Regions from separate parts of the Homo sapiens genome. Here region 1 is linked to region 2. Evidence: chromatin loops called from intact Hi-C (ENCODE). Cell type or tissue: B cell. All regions are shown on one strand. Each heading gives the region's core, and the rest is flanking DNA. Links, peaks and the distances in the headings are about the cores only.

Region 1 (10,734 bases), core at 2,543-7,542, 160 kb before region 2:
AATCTCAGCCAGGTGTGGTGGTTCACGCCTGTAATCCCAGCACTTTGGGAGGCTGAGGTGGGCAGATTATGAGGTCAGGAGTTCGACACCAGCCTGACCAAAGTGGTGAAATCCCATCTCTACTAAAAATACAAACATTAGCCGGGCGTGGTGGCGTGCACCTGTAATCCCAGCTACTCAGGAGGCTGAGGCAGGAGAATCACTTGAACCCAGGAGGCGGAGGTTGCAGTGAGCCGAGATCACGCCACTGCGCTCCAGCCTGGGTGACAGAGTGAGTCTCCATCTCAAAAAAATAAAATAAAATAAAAATAGATAAATAAATTCTAATCTCTTCCCTCCTTCTGTTGCTGCCACTAACGCTGATGTCCATGGTCTCTAGCAGCCTGAATCCAGGTAAATAAGACTGTCTGTGAAGGGAAAACTGGGGGGAGAAAATGTGGCAAAACAGGCCACACGTGCATCAAAATGTAGCCCTTTCAGCCACAGAAATTGGGAGCAAGTGAGCCTTTCTCAGTGCCAGTTTCCTCATTTACTAAAAGAAGCAAACTGTACTTACTTCCATGGTCGCGAGGGTTAAATGAGATATTGTATGTGACAGTGTCTGCAACTACAGCCGGCAAATATATATATATATACACACTGGTTCAAGAAAGATTTGCTTCCTTGCCTTCTCCCCCAAGATTTTCCCAGAAAAGTAATGCACTTCCCCAGGGCCAAACTTGGTGGCAGTTGTGGGAGGATGTTAAAGGCAACTGCACGTTCATTAAAGTTAAGGAAATTTTTGCTTTCATTCCCTTTTTGTAAAGACAGGATCTCAGTCTATCACCCACGCAGGGGTACAGTGGTGCCATCATAGCTCACTGCAGCCTCAAACTCCTGAGCTCAAGCAGTCTTCCTGCCTTGGTCTCGCAAATATATATAAATAGAAGTGTACCCCACATGCCTGGCTAATTTTTTTTTTCTGTAGAGACGGGGTCTCACTGTGTTGCTCAGGCAGATCTCAAACTTTGCTTGTATTCTTTTTTTTTTTTTTTTTTTGAGACGGAGTCTCACTCTGTCTCCCAGGCTGGAGTACAGTGGTGCAATCTTGGCTCACTACAACCTCCGCCTCCCGGGTTCAAGCGATTCTCCTGCCTCAGCCTCCTGAGTAGCTGGGATTACAGGTGCACACCACCATGCCCAGCTAATTTTTGTATTTTTAGTAGAGACGGGGTTTCGCCATGTTGGTCAGGCTGGTCTCGAACTCCTGACTTTGTGATCCACCTGCCTCGGCCTCCCAGCTGGGATTACAGGCGTGAGCCACCGCACCTGGCCCACTTGTATTCTTTAGAGTGTACCAAGTATGCACACATTTTAATGCTATTTAATGGTAATGTAATAAACTGAAGAAAATCCTATCACCAGATAGTGTCCAACTTTGAAGCTTTAGTCACACCAAGCCCTGCTGCAACAACGCACCCTTTGGGAAGCAGACCTTTGGTTAAAGGTTTTGAGTTTACTCCAGTTTTCACTACAAGCAAAGTGGCCCAGACCTTTGCAAAGAAACCACCTAGAAGAGAGCTCACCCCACCAGGTGCAGTGGCTCACACCTGTAATCCCAGCACTTTGGGAGGCCAAGGCGGGCAGATGATTTGAGGTCAGCAACTCAGGACTAGCTGATTAACATGGTGAAACCACGTCTCTACTAAAAATACAAAAAAATTAGCCGAGCATGGTGGCATATGCCTGTAGTCCCAGCTACATGGGAGGCTGAGTCAGGAGAACAGCTTGAACCCATGAGGCAGAGGTTGCAGTGAGCCAAGATCGCGCGCCACTGCACTTCAGCCTGGGCAACAGAGCAAGACTCCATCTCAGAGAGAGAGAGAAAGAGAGAGAGCTCACCCCATGTATATTTCCACTTGGGAGCATCATCTTTCCAAGGGCCACTTTGAGGTGAAATGGCTTTTTTACATACTCAGCATCAATTTGGTCCTAAAATCAGGAGACATTCACCCTTCTCCACCCCAATTTCCAACATCCCCTCCTTTGTAGAGAGAGCACTCTGGAAGCCACTGAGCCCCATAGCCCTAGGGCCTAGACCACTATTCCAAAAGGGAAGACTTTTCCATTACTATGACAGACACCCAGGCTGGAGTCCTCTGCCTGCACTCAAAGCTCTAACCCCAACCTCTTTTTCCAGTGCAAACCCTTCTACTCACTAAAAATTTCTCTCCACTCAAACTAGCCTGTTTGCCCTTCCCTGAACGGGGCTTGTGTTTTCCCATCAGCTCAACTTTGCTCACATGCCCAGCTCAAAACCACATTTCCACAGGCCAGACAAGTGCTCAGTTCTTCCCACACGTAGATGAGTGCTCTGCCTCCTGAGAGCCTGCTTAGCCCTACTGGACACTGTCTTGTTGCACTTATCATCTGCTGCCTTATATTGAAGGCCTTCATATGCCTCTCCTGCCTCCACCCCCTGCCCTTCTAAATTTCAAACTCCTTGGCCGCACAGACTGGTGCACTGTTTCCATATCCCTCACGCTATCCAGCTCAGCACTTGGCAAACATTAGCTCACCACAAGAATGCATCCTCAGGTTTTTAAGTCAGACAAGGGCTTCATAGCAGTTCTATTGACATTGGGGATGAACAGTTCCTTGCGGTGGGGGCTGTTCTGTGCATTGTGAGACGCTCAGCAGCATCCACGTGGCCTCTTTCCACTAGATGCCAATAGCAGCCTTCCCTCTCTCCCGTCCCCACCCCGGTATGAAAACCAAAAATGTCTCCAAACATTGCCAAATGTCCCCTGGGCGGAAACCACCCTCAGTCCACAACCACTACTCTATACCAATAGTTCTCCACCTGGCCACACATTCAGACTCACCTGAACATTTACACTCAGCCTGGAAGTCAGGGGGACCTAGATCCAAATCCTAGCTCTGTCACTCCCTTTGCAACCCTGACAAGTCGCTTCACTTTTTTTTACCCTGTTTTATCGTCTTAAGATGAATAAATATCCCTTCTCACAATCTTGTTGTGAAGATTAAATGATCCGCAGCGTGACCTAGAAAGGGTTTAATAAATGGACTGTGTAGAATTTCTAAGTCGCTCCTAAAGCACGAGGGTGAGGAACTGCGGAAAGTTCTCTGCGCCGCCAGGAGGCGCCATCATAAACCACGTCGGTGGGTGGCCGCCAGGCTCCAGCTTTGTTTCCCAGCCAAGCAAACTTTGCAATGTGGGCCTGAGTCTGAGCTACTTCGTAGCTGGAGGAAATGACACTCCTCCTCATCCCCCAAAATAATTCTCAAAATAAAATCGAATCTTATTTTATCTTTTCATGACATACATGCTCAATATGCTTTTCACAGGGGAGAGGGAAAAAAGAAATGGATGAGAATATATGAGGATATTATGAAAGAAATCATATTTTATATGATTTATAATAGATGACTCATTACTTATAATATTACTTGTTAATCATAAAATTACTTATAATAATAGCTGACATGTTTTAAGAACTCCTGTGTCTCAGGCATTGTTCTAAGCACTTCACATTTATCTCATTTTATCCTCACAGAAATCTTATGCATTTTACATTTTTTTACTTTTCATTTTTCAGACTTTCAAAAATATTGTAAAAATAGTCAGAGTTCCAGTATATCCTTCATCCAGCTTTTTCAAATAACCTTAACTCTAAAGCAATTATCAAAATCAGTCACCTAGCATTGATACAAAAAATTTTAAAATATAGAAATATGGGGCCGGGCACGGTGGCTCACGCCTTTAATCCCAGTACTTTGGGAGGCCAAGGAGGGTAGATCACGAGGTGAGGAGATCGAGACCATCCTGGCTAACACGATGAAACCCCGTCTCTACTAAAAATACAAAAATTAGCCAGGCGTGGTGGCAGGTACCTGTAATCCCAGCTACTCGGGAGGCTGAAGCAGGAGAATCTCTTGAACTCAGGAGGTGGGGGTTGCAGTGAGCCCAGATCGAGCCACTGCACTCCAGCCTTGGCGACAGAGTGAGACTCTGTCTCCAAAAAAAAAAAAAAGAAATATTAAAATTTTGCTAATCATCCCAGTCATGTCTTTTTTCTGCTCCAGAGTCCAACCCAGGATCCCACACTGAATAACACTGTCACATTTCCTAGGCCTCCTCCAACCTGGGGGAGTTTCCCACTCTTTCCCTCTCTCAGGACCTTGATGCTTTTGAGGAGGTCTGGTCAGTTGTTTTGTAGAATGCCCCTCAATTTGGGTTTGTCTCATGTTTCCTTGGGATGTTTCAGGTTATGCATTTTGGGCAAGATTAGCACAGAAGCGATGTGTCTTTCTCAGGACATCCCAGCCGGAGCCCCAGGATGTCTATATCTCTCATTACCGATGAGGTTCACTTTAAGCGCTTGGTTCAGGTGGTGTCTGCCAGGTTTCTCTACTGTGAAGTTACTATTCATCTCATTGTAATTAATAAGTATCTTGTGGACAGGTACTTTGGAAATATGCAAATAGCCAGTTTGTTCTTAGCATACTTTTACCAATTAATTTCTAGAATCCAGAGATAATTGTAGCCGATAAACAATTCTTACTGTGGTGTTAGCCAGTGATTTTCTGCTTCCATCATTGCTTCTACACTGATTAACTGGAACGCTGCTGTAAGAAAGAGCTAGTTCTTCTTTCTCATTTATTTATGTATTCACTTATTTATATATATATCAGCATGGACTCTCAAGTATTTATCGGTTGGACTACATTACTATTATTATTGATTATGTTGCTATATTGTCCCCAAATTGGCCATTGGGAGCTTCTTCTAGTTGGCATTTGTGATACTTTCCACACATCCCCATCATTTTTCAAGTTGTGCCTTACTCTCAGGCCCCGCAAGATGCTCCAGTCTCCTCTTGTGGTTTCCTGCCCCAGCCCTGGAATCAGCCATTTCTCCAGGGAACCCTGGTTCCTTTCATGGGAGAATGATGTTTACAGACCATGGGCGCCCATATGCCCATTGCTAGTAGGTGCCGGTGCTTCTATGCCCTCTAGTGGTCAGAGCTGGGAAATAACACACCCACACTAGTGTACTGTTACCCACATTTCACAAATTAGGTAAATGAGGCACAGAAAAGTTAGGCAACTTGACCAACATCACAGAGAAAATAGGTAGTGGAACTGGGAAATGAAAATAATGACAGATGCACCACAAGTTCTAACAAGCAAAAGTAGCTTTTTCACACATCCACATCAGCAGAAAGCCACAAGCCCAATATTCCGGCGTAGACACTCTTTGAAAACCAGAATTCCACAGCAATAACCACGATGACAACCACCATGTACTCAACACCCGCCTGGGCACGGGGCTCCCACAGCAGCTCACTTATTCCCAACAACTCTGCAAGGAGGATTTTACCATCCTCCTTTTACAAATCAGGGAATCAAGGATCATAGAAGCCACGTGACTTGTCCAAGTCAACATAGTTAAGTGACAGAACCATTAGCTGTCCCCAGGTACATCTGGACATAAAGTTCATGTTTATGCCACTGTGTCAGCATTTCCAAAAACTGATTTTAGGCGAAACGTAAGTAAGCTTTTTAAAAACTTTAATACTTATGCGTTTATTTTAATATACATTGAGAAAACATTTAAGCACACATCAAATCTGTAATTTCATGGACAATATTGCATAAGACAAGGATGTTTTGTCTCCAACTCCTGGCCTCAAGCCATCCTCCCACCATAGCCTCTCGAGTAGCTGGGATCACAGATCTGAGCCACCGATCCCTGCTAGGACAGGATGTTTTGTAAACTAAATTTATTTAGAAAAAAGGATGAAATATATAATAATAAAGGTGGTACAAGCTAGAGAGAAAATCATAAAGTCAGCCTAGAAATGTCTGGTGTCTGGATGACATAAAGCTACAGCACTGTGAAGCCTCATTCTCAGTTACTCCCAGGAAATTAGAGTCACATAATGCTGCAGAAAGAACAGCTCAGAATCTTAGATCCGGGCTTTAGCCCTAGATATATCCATTTGTAGGACCCCAGACATCTCTGTGACCTCCTTGCTGGGAGTAAATCCAACCTTCCCAGACATGTGAGAACAGTAAGAAGACCCTGCACACACAAAGGAGTTTCTCCGTCACAGAGAAAATAACACCAGGTTCAGGGACCCCAGGGACTCTGCATGGTGCTGACAGACCCAAGGCCAAGGCAGAGCAGAGGTCCACGCTGGGGAGGGAGGGTCATCCTGTTATGAAACAGGGATCCAAGTAAGCCTTGCTTCTCAGAGCCTGGTCTGGGGAACTCAAATGTAGACAGAAGGGAGAAAGGAAGAAGAGAAAATGAGGCAAAACTGAGAGGGGAGGGGACAGAGAGGTGACCTGGGCAGAGCTTCACCCATGACCCTGGAAAGTGCTCCTGCCCTGGGAGGAGGCTCAGCATGGAAAGAGGAAGGACAGCAGAGCCTAAGTCACAGTAGCCCTGACTACAGCATTCCTGGAGCCCAGGCTCTTTTCCACAGAGGAGGAAAGAGCAGGCAGCAGAGACCATGGGGCCCCCCTCAGCCTCTCCCCACAGAGAATGCATCCCCTGGCAGGGGCTTCTGCTCACAGGTGAGTGGAGGATTCCTGGGAGTGGGCAAGAGGAGGGATCACAGAGAATGGCTGGGGTCTCCTGGGGAGGATGGGGCTCTGATAGGGGACAGAAGGCTTCTGCTGAAGCCTCAGGGGAGAGAACATCAGAGAGGGACACGGGTCACAACAAGACAATCACATTGAACTGGGATTGATAAGAGGGAGGAAAATCCATTGATCATGTTTTCCAAGTTAATCATTACTGGCCACTACAATTAGAAAATGATAAGAATAAGAATTACATCAGGGTGATACTTTAAATAAAAATATAACCAGGGCACTAAAACCTGTCTTTGACCACCAACCACAAGTTGCAAAATAACCACCACTCCTTAACTCATCCACCAGTATTTGCAATCAAATTTTAGGCACTGGCGTACAACAAATATCAGACAAGTCTCTGTGTTCAAAGAGCTTACACTCTTGCAGAGATGAAGATAGACACCCAAAGAGATCTAGAATGTGAGTTCAGGTGTTGACAAGAGCCCTGGAGGGAACAGAGCAGAAAAAGGTCAGAAAGGGAAGACCCAGGGTCTCTAGAGGAGGTGTCAGGGGAGGGATCTCCCAAGGATGCCCTGATGTGAGCAGGATCTGAGGGCAGTGGGGAGGGAGCCATGCAGACCCCTGGGGAAGGGGATTCCACACAGGAAAATGCCAAGGTTAGAGGTGCTGAAGAAAGAAAGGTCACGTTACTGACCTTGACCAAGTGGGACACACATACACTCTCCAAGGCTGAAGGGTGAAGAGACTCTCTCAGGACCCAGGGCCCCATCTTTCCATCCCAATACATGGGTCCCAATATTGACTGATGCTTTCTCCCTCCTAGCCTCACTTCTAAACTTCTGGAACCCGCCCACCACTGCCAAGCTCACTATTGAATCCATGCCGCTCAGTGTCGCAGAGGGGAAGGAGGTGCTTCTACTTGTCCACAATCTGCCCCAGCATCTTTTTGGCTACAGCTGGTACAAAGGGGAAAGAGTGGATGGCAACAGTCTAATTGTAGGATATGTAATAGGAACTCAACAAGCTACCCCAGGGGCCGCATACAGCGGTCGAGAGACAATATACACCAATGCATCCCTGCTGATCCAGAATGTCACCCAGAATGACATAGGATTCTACACCCTACAAGTCATAAAGTCAGATCTTGTGAATGAAGAAGCAACTGGACAGTTCCATGTATACCGTGAGTATTTCCACATGACCTCTGGGTGTTGGGGGTCAGTTCTACTTCCCACATATGGGATTGTCAGGCCTGGGCTGTGCCTGTGGCCCTCTCTGCATTACATTCTGTATCAGGGTTTGGACATTTAGTGCAGGACACACACGGGGGAGACAAACTTCCACAGATCAGAATTCCTTTCCTGCATCCAGACCCTGCAGACACTCGCTGCAGAGGAAGGACAGTCTGATGGGGGGACTCAGCAGGGCAAGGTCAGTGTCAGAAAAGAACCCCATGGTCTCCCCATGGACCTGACCCTAAGAAAGACCCTGGAGAACTGGATCAGGGCCTGGCCTGAGGGGTCCCCCTAGGATTCTCAGAGAGAAGCTCAACTCTTCCCAGAACTGAGCCCCTGTGCAAATCCCTGTCCCAGATTCCTGACTCCAGGTGACCCTGGGGACCCTAGGGATCCTGTGCCAGGGCTGAGTGAGGCCTCCTGGGCAGGGCTGACTGGGAGCAAGAATTTACCAGCTGTCTGAGGGTCGTGGCTCCTGGAGTTGGTCACCAGCCAGGGTCCAGCCCCAAGAACCTCTCCTGGGCAAGGACAGGGCCTCATCCTTTACCTGAGACTCAGCATGGAGTGAACAGATGGACAAGATTACTAGGGCATGAGCCCACTGCCCAGGGGAACTTAGATGACTCCATGGGAAGTTCAGTATCCCCAGGGGGAGGAAAAAGAAGAGAGAAGATGCTCCCAGCAGCTCCTTTTCCACAAGGGATCAGACTCAGGGACCTCTCTTTTGGAGGCAAATAAGCATAGATGCTGTTCCTTTGGGCAGCTCCTCTATACACAGCTGAGGTCAAGTAATTGTAAATATTTTGAGATTAATTCACAAACAACGTCACAGCCAAATAGCACTTATCCTACTTATTGAAAAAAAAAATTGAGGAACAGGGAGACAGTCACCGACTAGGGTCACACAAGTCAAAGGTGTCAGATTAGAGTCACACGAGGTCTCTCTGCAGCCACAGCTGCCTCTTCTCCACCAGGGGACGGCTGGCGTTATTATTAGACATCTGCAGGCCTGAGACCAGTCCTAAGTTCTCTTTCCTTTTTCTTGGGCATCCACATCTCAGAGGGGGAGATTTTGGTCTGGAGAGTAAGGGGCAAATGGAAAATTAATCAATTTTTCCTGATATAGTTTGGATGTTTATCCTCTCCAAATCTCATGTTGAAATGTGATCCCCAACATTGGAGGTGAGGCCTGGTGGGAGGCGATTGGATCATGGGGGGCTGTTTCTCATGAGTGGCTCAGCACCATCCCCTTGGTGACAAGTCAGTTCTCACTTTGAGTGCACAGGAGATCTGGTTCTTTAAAAGTGTGTGGCGCCTCCACACTCTCTCTTGCTCCTGCTTTTGCCACATGACACCACCTGCTCCCCCTTCTCCTTCCACCATGATTGTAAGCTTGCTGGGTCTCACCAGAAGCCGAGCAGACGCTGGTGCCATGCCTGTATAGCCTGCAGATCCCTGCATCAATTAAATCTCTTTTCTTTATAAATTACCCAGCCTCAGACATTTCCTTATAGTAACAAAAAATAGCCTAACACATTAGCCTAACCTAGAACTAAATCCCTTGTGTCAACAGAGTCAGTGCCAGGAATGTCCGGGCCTCCCTCTCAGATGCGCACCACTGCCCTCACTCGACCTGAAATCCTGTGTTTCCTGATGTGTCAGTGACACTCCCACAGGAGGATAAAACACTCCCCACTCACACCCTGCACCAGCGCAGGGCCCAGTGAGAGACACACACTCAGTAGTTCTCTGACGAAGGAGGGAAGGAATGAATGATGAATAATTCTTAAACTCTTCAGAGACCGGATCTTGGATGCAGAATCCTATAAGGTTCTGGCCACACCTGTTTCCTGTCCCTCCAGGGGCCGGGATCCTTGTTGCATTCCTCTAACCCCTGCCCCTAAAGCTACCCCAAGAACCGCATCTCATGGGACTCTGGCACAGCTCACCTGTGGGAAGGTTTTCAGGTCTCCCTGGTCCTGGTTTGTGGGCGGCAGGTCACCCAGGCGCCGAGGCAAGAGACCAAGGACACGAGCTGTTCCAGTATAATAAAATATAAAACAAGAAAAGTTATACCAGATATAGATCTTAGATATGATTATATGTGAATATCATTAATCATTAGTTGGTAGCAATTACTCTTTATTCCAGTATTATAATAATCCTCGCTCTATAATCACAACCTAGGAAAAGCCAGGCCATACAGAGATAGGAGCTGGGGAGACATAGTGAGAAGTGACCAGAAGACAAGAGTGCGAGCCTTCTGTTATGCCCAGACAGGGCCACCAGAAGGGCTCCTTGGTCTAGCGGTGACACTAGCGCCTGGGAAGACGCCCGTTGCCAGGCAGACCGAGGTCTAGCGGTAGCGTAAGTGTCAAGGGAAAACACCCGCTACTTGGCAGACCGGGAAAGGGAGTCTCCCTTTCCCCGGGAGAGTTTAGAGAAGACTTTGCTCCTCCACCTCTTGTGGAGGGCCAGACACCAGTCAGGTCCACTCGCAGTTATCCGGAGGCCTAACCGTCTCCCTATGATGCTGTGCTTCAGTGGTCACGCTCCTAGTCCGCCTTCACGTTCCATCCTGTACGCCTGGCTCTGCCTTCTAGATAGCAGTAGTAAATTAGTGAAAGTACTAAAAGTCTCTGATATGCAGAAATAATGGCATAAGCTGTCTTTCTCTTTGTCTCCTCTCTCTCTCTGCCTCATCTGCCAGGCAGGGAAGGGCCCCCTGTCCAGTGGACACATGACCCACGTGACCTTACCTATCATTGGAGATGACTCACACTCTTTACCCTCCCCCTTTTGCTTTGTATCCAATAAATAACAGCGCAGTCAGACATTCGGGGCCACTACCAGTCTCCGCGCATTGGTGGTAGTGATCCCCCCGGGGCCC
Region 2 (8,449 bases), core at 3,450-8,449:
GCGATCTACCTGCCTCAGCCTCCCAAAGTGCTGGGATTACAAGCGTGAGCCACTGCACCCGGTCCAGACTAGGCTTTAGACCCACAGGATCCTCTTGTGTCCAGTAAAGGGCAGCTGGGTCTCCAGGGCCAGAAATCCCAAGGTTACCTGTGCCCCAGCCACAGCGACCCCTAGGCCAGGCATTAGAGCCTCAGTCTCCATCTTCCCCCAGGGGTCTCTATCACTGCCACCCACAGGTGTGGAGGTGCTTTGAAAACACTGGCCCTCCATGTCATAGACATGAAGCACTCCTCAAGTGGGTCCTGAGTCCTGGGGCCCTGACCTCTTGACACCTCCATTCCAAATACCCAGACTCCTAGCTTCAGTGACCTTCACACAAAGCTCCACACCGCTGGCCACACTCACTCAGAGACCCCACACCTGAGTACAGGAAACCCTTGACTCAGTTGTCCCAGGAACATTCAGGCATCAGCACTCTCAGGCTCAGCCATGTTTAGAAGGGACCAGCACCCTAGACTCTGCGCCCCAGACTAGAGGACTGAAATGACAGCTCCTGCCGCCCCAAGTCAAAACAGGCACCCCTCAGCCTCATCCCTCCAGCTGCACAACTATGCCCCAAGTCTCTGTCCCCCAAACTAGGAAGTCTCTGCCACCCAGAACTGGGAAACTGTATCTCCATCTCTGTTACCCCAAGGCCGGGCCTTGACTTCTGGTCTCATCACCCCAAACTAGACCACTGATCCCAGTCTCTGCCTCCCCCAAATGGACAACTGAACCCCAATCACTGTCAGCTCAAACTGGACAAAAGGACCCCAGTCACTGTCACCCCAAACTAGAAAGCAAGACCAGTAGTCTCTGTCACCCCAAACATGACATGGATGAGTAATGTCTGGCACATCAAGATAGACAACAAGACCTAAACTGTCACCAGAAATTGGCAAGTGGATGAGCCCAGGAGTTCGAGATCAGCCTAGGCAACATAGTGGGACCCTGTCTCTATCAAAACAACACAAAACAAAATAAATTAGCTGGGCATGGTGGCACGTCCCAGGAGGCCTAGGTGGGACTTGAGCCCGGGGAGGTCAAGGCCACAGTGAGCCATGATTGCGCTACCTCACTCCTGCTTGGGCAACAGAGTAAGACCCTGTCTCAAAAATAAAATGAAATAAAATAGGCCGGGTGTGGTGGCTTAAGCCTGTAATCTCAGCACTTTGGGAGGCCGAGGGGGGCAGGTCACTTGAGGTCAGAAGTTTTAGACCAGCCAGATCAACATGGTGAAACCTCATCTCTGCTAAAAGTACAAAATTAGCCGGGCGTTGTGGCAGGTGCCTGTAATTCCAGCTACTTGAGAAGCTGAGGCAGGAGAATCGCTTGAACCCAGGAGGTGGAGGTTGCAGTGACCCAGGATCGCACCACTGCACTCCAGCCTGGGCGATAGAATGAGACTCTGTCTAAAAAAATAAAATAAGGCCAGGCACGGTGGCTCACACCTGTAATCCCAGCACTTTGGGAGGCCAAGGCAGGCGGATCATGAGGTCAGAAGATTGACTCCATCCTGGCCAACATGGTGAAACCCCATCTCTACTAAAAATACAAAAAATTAGCCAGGCATGGTGGCGCATGCCTGTAGTCCCAGCTACTCAGGAAGCTGAGGCAGGAGAATTGCTTGAACCCAGGAGGCAGAGGTTGCAGTGAGCCGAGATCGTGCCACTGCACTCCAGCCTGGTGACAGAACGAGACTCCATCTCAAAAAAATAAATAAATAAAAATTAAATTAAATTAAATTAGCAAGCTAGTCTGTCACCTCACAAATGTACTGGGACAATGATCTCTGTATAACAACCTACACAACCAGACCCCATTTCTGTTACCCAAAATACATGCAGGGGCCCCAGTCCGTTTCCCAAAAGCAGACAACCAGATACCCAGTCTCTGTCACCCATATATACTCTGGGACCCATCTCTGTCCTGTAAAACTAGACAACCTAGCCCTAGTTTCTTTGCCCCAAATACTGCTTGGCACCCCCAGTTTCTGTCACTCAACACTAGACAACCAGACCCCAGTCTCTGTCACCCCAAATATACCCAGGGATCCTAACCTCTGTCCCACAAAACTAGGCAACTGGACCTCCAGAGTCTATGAGGTCACATGTTCCCTGGTCTCTGTTTTCTCCCCACAAAACTATAAAACCAAATGCTCCATCTCTGTTACCCTGAATACATCACCCTGGGACCCAGTCTCTGTCTCACAGCCCTAGACAACCAACCCCCAGACACTGCCACCCCAAACGGGACAATTGTACTTCTAGGCTTCTAGGGTCTGTCACACCACGTTGAGCAACACGTTGCATAAAATGTGACCTCAGACTAGAGACCTGGGCCCACAGTCCCATTCATCTTCATCTGCTCGACCAGACTCCATCCAGTGTGTCTCCTAAACTAGACGGCCAGACCCCTGGTCCCACTCATGCCAAATGAGACAAGCTAACTTCCATTCTATGTCACCCTAAACTAGACCCTGGAACCCCTATCATTTCATCTCACCCTGGACAACTGATCCCTAATATCTGTCATTACAAACTAGGCAGCTAACCTCCTAGCCCCTGTCACCCCAAATTCAACTTCCCAGTCTCTGTGCCCCAGGCTAGGTCCTGGGATCCCAGTCTTTATCCCACAAAATTAGAAACCAGAACCCCCTGATTCTGCCACCCCAATCTAGGCAAAGAAACCCCCACTTCTGTTTCTTTTTTTTTTTTTTTTTTCAAGACAAGAGTCTCATTCTTTCACCCAGGCTGGAGTGCAGTGGTGCGATCATAACTCACTGCAGCCTGGACCTCCTGTGCTCATGTAATCCTCCCACCTCAGTTTCCCCAAGTAGCCGGGACTACAGGCACGCGCCACCAGGCCTGGTTGATTTATTTTTATTTTTTATTGAGACAGGGTCTTGCTGTTTCCCAGGCTAACCCCCACTTCTGTTGTCCCAAACTGGACATCTGGAACCCCGATCTCCAGCATCCCATACTATCCAACCAGATCCCAGTCTGTTACCCCAACTAGGCAACCAGACCTATAATGGCTGCAGCCTCAAACTAGCCAACTGGTCACCCCAGGTCTTCCACCCCAAGCCAAGGCCCTGATCCCCCCAACTGGTCACCCCAGGTCTTCCACCCCAAGCCAAGGCGCTGATCCCCCCAACTGGTCACCCCAGGTCTTCCACCCCAAGCCAAGGCCCTGACCCCCAGGGCTTTGGTCTTTAGCCAAAATTAGTTGGCCAGTCTTGTGGCCTCTGTAACCCCACCCAGATAATTGGACTGGTAGCCTCTGGCACCAAAGTGAGATAACCAGACCTCCAGTATCAGATACCACAGTGGAGTTCACCAGATCCCCAGTTACTGTTGCTCTAAACTGGTCATCAAACCCTCAGTCTGGTACCCCAAACCTTAAATTTCAGTCTCAACCCAGTGTCACCTCAAAAGAGCCAAGACTCTACATCCAATACCCCTAAGGAGGTGCCAGAAGTCCCAGTCTTCGCCACGAGAAACTAGACAATCAGAACCCAGTCTATCACCCCAAAACAGACCTTAGAATCTCAGCCCCCATCACCCCAACCTAGACAAGAACATTAGTCTCTGCCACCTCCAACAACTGGTTCCTGTCACACCAACCAGATGCAAGTCCCTAATCTGTCACTTAAAGAGAACTGGGCTGGGCGTGGTGGCTCACACCTGTAATCCCAGCACTTTGGGAGGCCGAGGCGGGCAGATCATGAGGTCAGGAGATCGAGACCATCCTGGCTAACACGGTGAAACCCCGTCTCTACTAAAAATAAAAAAAATTAGCCGGGCGTGGTGGTGGGCGCCTGTAGTCCCAGCTACTCGGGGGGCTGAGGCAGGAGAACAGCATGAAACCAGGAGGTGGAGGTTGCAGTGAGCGGAGATCGCGCTACTGCACTCCAGCCTGGGCGACAGAGTGAGACTCTGTTTCAAAAAAAAAAAAAAAAAAATTGAGAACTGAACCCATTTTCTTTTTTAAAGACAGGGTCTCCCAGGCTGGAGCGCAGCGTATGATCCTAGCTCACTGCAGCATCAAACTCTTGGATTCAAGTGATCCTCCTGTCTCAGCCTCCCAAGCAGCTGGAACCACAGGCATGCACCACCATACCCAGCTAATTTTTTCTTTTTTCTTTTTTTTTTTGTAGAGACGGGACCTCATTTTTTGACCCAAGCTGCTTTCAAACTCCTGGCCTCCCAAACAGATCTCCAATTACCATTACCCCAAATCAGAAACTGGATCCCAGGCTATATCACCAAACAAGACCACCAGATTCCCAATCTGTCACTTCCAACCAGCCAGCTGGATCCCAGACTGTCACCAAAATAGACAAGACCTTTGGTCTCTGTCCCCTTGATGAGACAGCAAGCCCTCCAATTTCTCCTACCCCAAACCAAACCTCGAATCTCAAGGTTGTTCAGGAGAGACAGAGAAATGGTACTGTAGTTTTGTTTTTATTTTTATTTATTTATTTATTTTTTCTCGAGACAGAGTCTTGCTCTTTCGCCCAGGCTGGAGTGCAATGGCGCGAACTCGGATCACTGCAACCTCCACCTCCTGGGTTCAAGCCATTCTCCTGCCTCAGCCTCCCAAGTAGCTGGGATTACAAGCGTGCACCACCACACCTGGATAATATTTTTTTTTTTTTTTTTTAAGTAGAGATGGGTTTCACCATGTTGGCCAGGCTGGTCTCAAACTCCTAACCTCGTGATCCGCCTGCCTCAACCTCCCAACTTGCTGGGATTACAGGCATGAGCCACCGCATCTGGCAGGTTTTCATATTTTTGATGGAGTCTTACTATGTTGCCCAGGCTGATCTTGAACTCCTGGGCTCAAGCGTCTTGGCCTTCCAAAGTGCTGGAATTACAGGCATGAACCACCACCTCCGGCCCTGGGACCCTAGTCTTGATCACCCCAGATGGAAGCTTCTGGTCTCAGCATCTCAATAACTCAACACCAGAATTTGAGACCTGTAGCCAGTTGCCTTCAGAATAGGCCTTTGGCCTGAGTACCAACCTCCCCCTGACCCGCAGCTCTAGCCTGCTGCCTCAGTGATCTCAGAACTGAGTGCTTGGGTCTTTGGCATCAGTAGCCTCCAAGCAAAGCACCTCGATCATATTCACTGCAAACCCAGCGATGTAGACTGGACCTAGCGTCCACTCACCAACATGGGCACGGACACTCAGTCTCCCCTGGGGAATACTGGCATTGAGGTCAACAAACACCCTCTGCTACTCCAAAATTGGGATTGGAACCCTGGCCTCTGAGTAGGCCCAGGTGACCTGACTTGGCCGGGGGCACCCCGGGTCCCCACCCTGCCTGGTGCCCCAGGATGAGTCCATCTCTAACTGCCTCCCTGGCGGAAGCACTTGTCTGCCCTCTGGTGGCAGATTCTGGAAGTGCACTCCTGTGTGGCGTCAAGACACCCAGGCTCCCCCTGGTCTTCCCATCTTTTGGGAAGCCTGAAGCCTGGGGGTCTTCCTGCTTCCTTCCACTCACCTCCCACGCAAGTCAGCCACCAAGACCTGTCCTTCAACCTCCTGAATCTCTCTTCCCTGTCTCGCCTCTCCACCCCACTTCCCTGCCCCATCTTCCCCAGCTAGGATCATCGTCCCTCGTCTCACTCCCTCCAGCCCATCCGCCACACAACCTCAGAGGGATAACCCTCTCTGCCCCGCCCCGCCCCTCCCCTGTCCCCGTTCCCCTCCCCTCCCCTTCCCCTCCCCTCCCCTTCCCCTCTCCTCCCCTCTTTTCCTTTTATTTTTCCCTTCCCTTTTCCCCTTCCTCTCCTTTCCTTTCCTCTTTCTTTTTTTTTTTTTTAGAGGGAGCCTCCCTCTGTTGCCCAGATTGCAGTGCAGTGGCGCGACCTTGGATCACTGCAACCTCCGCCCCCCAGGTTCAAGCGATTCTCCTGCCTCAGCCTCCCGAGTAGCTGGGATTACAGGTATGCACCACCATGCTGGGCTAATTTTTGTATTTTTAGTAGAGACAGGGTTTCGCCATGTTGACTAGGCTGATCTCGAACTCCTGACCTCAGGTGATCCACTCACCTCAGCCTCCCAAAGTGCTAGGATTACAGGCATGAGCCATCATGCCCGGGCTAACTTGCAATTTTCTATTTAATCCGCACACCCCCCGCCCCCGCCTTCTTTTTGAGACAGGGTCTCACTCTGTCACCCAGGCTGGAGTGCAGCGGTGATGCAATCTCGGCCCACTGCAGCCTTGACCTACTGGGCTCAAGCAATCCTCCCACCTCTGCCTCCCAAGTAGCTGGGACCACAGGCATGCGCCACCACACCTGGCTAATTTTTGTATTTTTTGTAGAGACAGGGTGTTGCCATGTTGCCCAGGCTGGTCTCGAAGTTCTGAGCTCATGCAGTCCACCCACCTTGGCTTCCCAAAGTGCTGGGATTATAGGCATGAGCCACCACACCCAGCAACTCTTGTTTGTTTGTTTTTAAAGAGATGGGGTATCTCTGTGTTGCCCAGGCTGAGTGCAGTGGCAGTCATGGCTCACTGTAGCATTGAACTCCTGGACTCAAGTTATCCTCCCACCTCAGCCTCCCAAGTAGCTGGGACTACAGGCCCACACTACCATGCCCAAATAACTGTTTAACTTTTTTGCAGAGATGGGGGTCTTGTTGTGTTATCCAGGCTGGTCTCAAACTCTTGGGCTCATGCAATCCTCCCACCTTGGTTTCCCAAGGTGTTAGGATTATACAGGCATGAGCCATGGTGCCCAGCCTTAATCATGTTTTTTTTCTTTTTTTTTTTTTTTGAGATCGAGTCTCGCTCTGTCACCCAGGCTGGAGTGCAGTGGCGCGATATTGGCTCACTGCAAGCTCCGCCTCCCAGGTTCACGCCATCCTCCCGCTGAGTAGCTGGGACTACAGGCGCCTGCCACCACGCCTGGCTAATTTTTTTGTATTTTTAGTAGAGACGGGGTTTCACCATGTTAGCCAGGGTGGTCTCGATCTCCTGACCTCGTGATCCGCCCACCTCAGCCTCCCAAAGCGCTGGGATTACAGGCGTGAGCCACTGCGCCCGGCCTCTTAATCGTGTTTTTAAAAGTAAAAAACAAAAGGTGAAATGAATAATAATTTAATCCACTATATCAATAAATTATCCTTCCAACACACATAATCAACATAAAAATTATTATTATTTTTGAGACAGAGTCTTTCTCTGTTACCCAGGCTGGAGTGCAGTGGCACAATCTTGGCTCACTGCAACCTCTGTGTCCCAGGTTCAAACAATTCTCCTGCCTTAACCTCCCAAGTAGCTGGGATTATAGGCATGTGCCACCATGCCAATTTTTTTTTTTTTTTTTTTGAGATGGAGTCCTGCTCTGTTGCCTAGGCTGGGGTGCAGTGGTGCGATCTTGGCTCACTGCAACCTCCGCCCCCTGGGTTCAAGCAATTCTCTGCCTCAGCCTCCCAAGTAGCTGGGATTACAGTGCACCGCCACCATGCCCGGCCAATTTTTTTGTATTTTTAGTAGAGACGGGGTCTCACCATCTTGGCCAGGCTGGTCTTGAACTCCTGACCTCGTGATCCACCTGCCTCGGCCTCCCAAAGTGCTGGGATTACAGGCGTAAGCCACCGCGCCAGGCCAATTTTTGTACTTTTAGTAGACACAGGGTTTCACCATATTGGCCAGGCTGGTCTAAAACTCCTGGCCTCAAGTGATCTGCCTGCCTCAGCCTCCCAATAGTGCTGGGATTACAGGTGTGAGCCACCATGCCCAGCCTATAAAAATTATTGAGATATTTTACTCCATTTTCATACTAAATCTTCGAAGTCTGGTGTGCATTTCACACTCATAGCATGTCTCAGTTTGGACCAGCCATGTTTGAGGCAGCCGCATATGGCTGGCCACCATATCTGACAGGAGAATTCCAGAACAGTGGGCATCAGTGGGCTCTGGGTGAGCACCTGCTGCATCAAGGATGAGTGGGTGAGTTCTGCTGAGGAGACACGAGGTTGGAGAGGCTGCATCCCTGAGGCCTTGGCACTCGCTGTCCCTCTCCTTGGGAAACTCCACCCACTTCTTGTGTCTCCTCAGAGAGCCCTCCCAGACCACCCCTATCTAAAGTAATTGGCGGGGCACGGTGGCTCACACATGTAATCCTAGCACTTTGGGAGGCCAAGACAGGTGGATCACCTGAGGTCAGGAGTTCGAGACCAGCCTGGGCAACACAGTGAAACCCTGTCTCTACCAAAAATACAAAAAAATCAGCCGGGCGTGGTGGCAGGCGCCTGTAATCCCAGCTACTCGGGAGGCTGAGGCAGGAGAATCACTTGAAACCGGGAGGTGGAGGTTGCAGTGAGTCGAGATCGCGCCATTGCACTCCAGCATGGGCAACAAGAGCGAAACTCCATCTCAAAAAAATTAAAAA

The links. Hi-C counts contacts between places; a loop is a spot of excess contacts. Peaks named below come from ENCODE experiments on the same cell type or tissue, not always from the same donor. Only the 100,000 strongest peaks of a DNase experiment are listed, where the experiment ranks them.
Region 1: a loop joins it to region 2, with 4 times the contacts of the local background. A loop is called at or near these places in 21 of 110 quality-filtered maps.

The regions. Positions count from the first base shown.
Region 1 is chr19:41,790,157-41,800,890 of GRCh38, forward strand. It overlaps CEACAM3 (CEA cell adhesion molecule 3), which reads left to right and starts at 6,431. Exons shown (of 7, transcript NM_001815.5): 1 at 6,431-6,585; 2 at 7,433-7,792. The coding sequence starts at 6,522. In B cell, for the core only: CTCF peaks have their summits at 3,136 (motif pointing right), 5,022 (motif pointing left) and 5,224; DNase peaks (open chromatin) are centred at 3,145 and 5,005; H3K27me3 peaks cover 515 bases.
Region 2 is chr19:41,946,392-41,954,840 of GRCh38, forward strand. No RefSeq gene overlaps it. Among named protein-coding and RNA genes, the nearest start is that of RABAC1, 8.7 kb to the right of the region's middle. In B cell, for the core only: CTCF peaks have their summits at 5,431 (motif pointing left) and 5,640; a DNase peak (open chromatin) is centred at 5,430.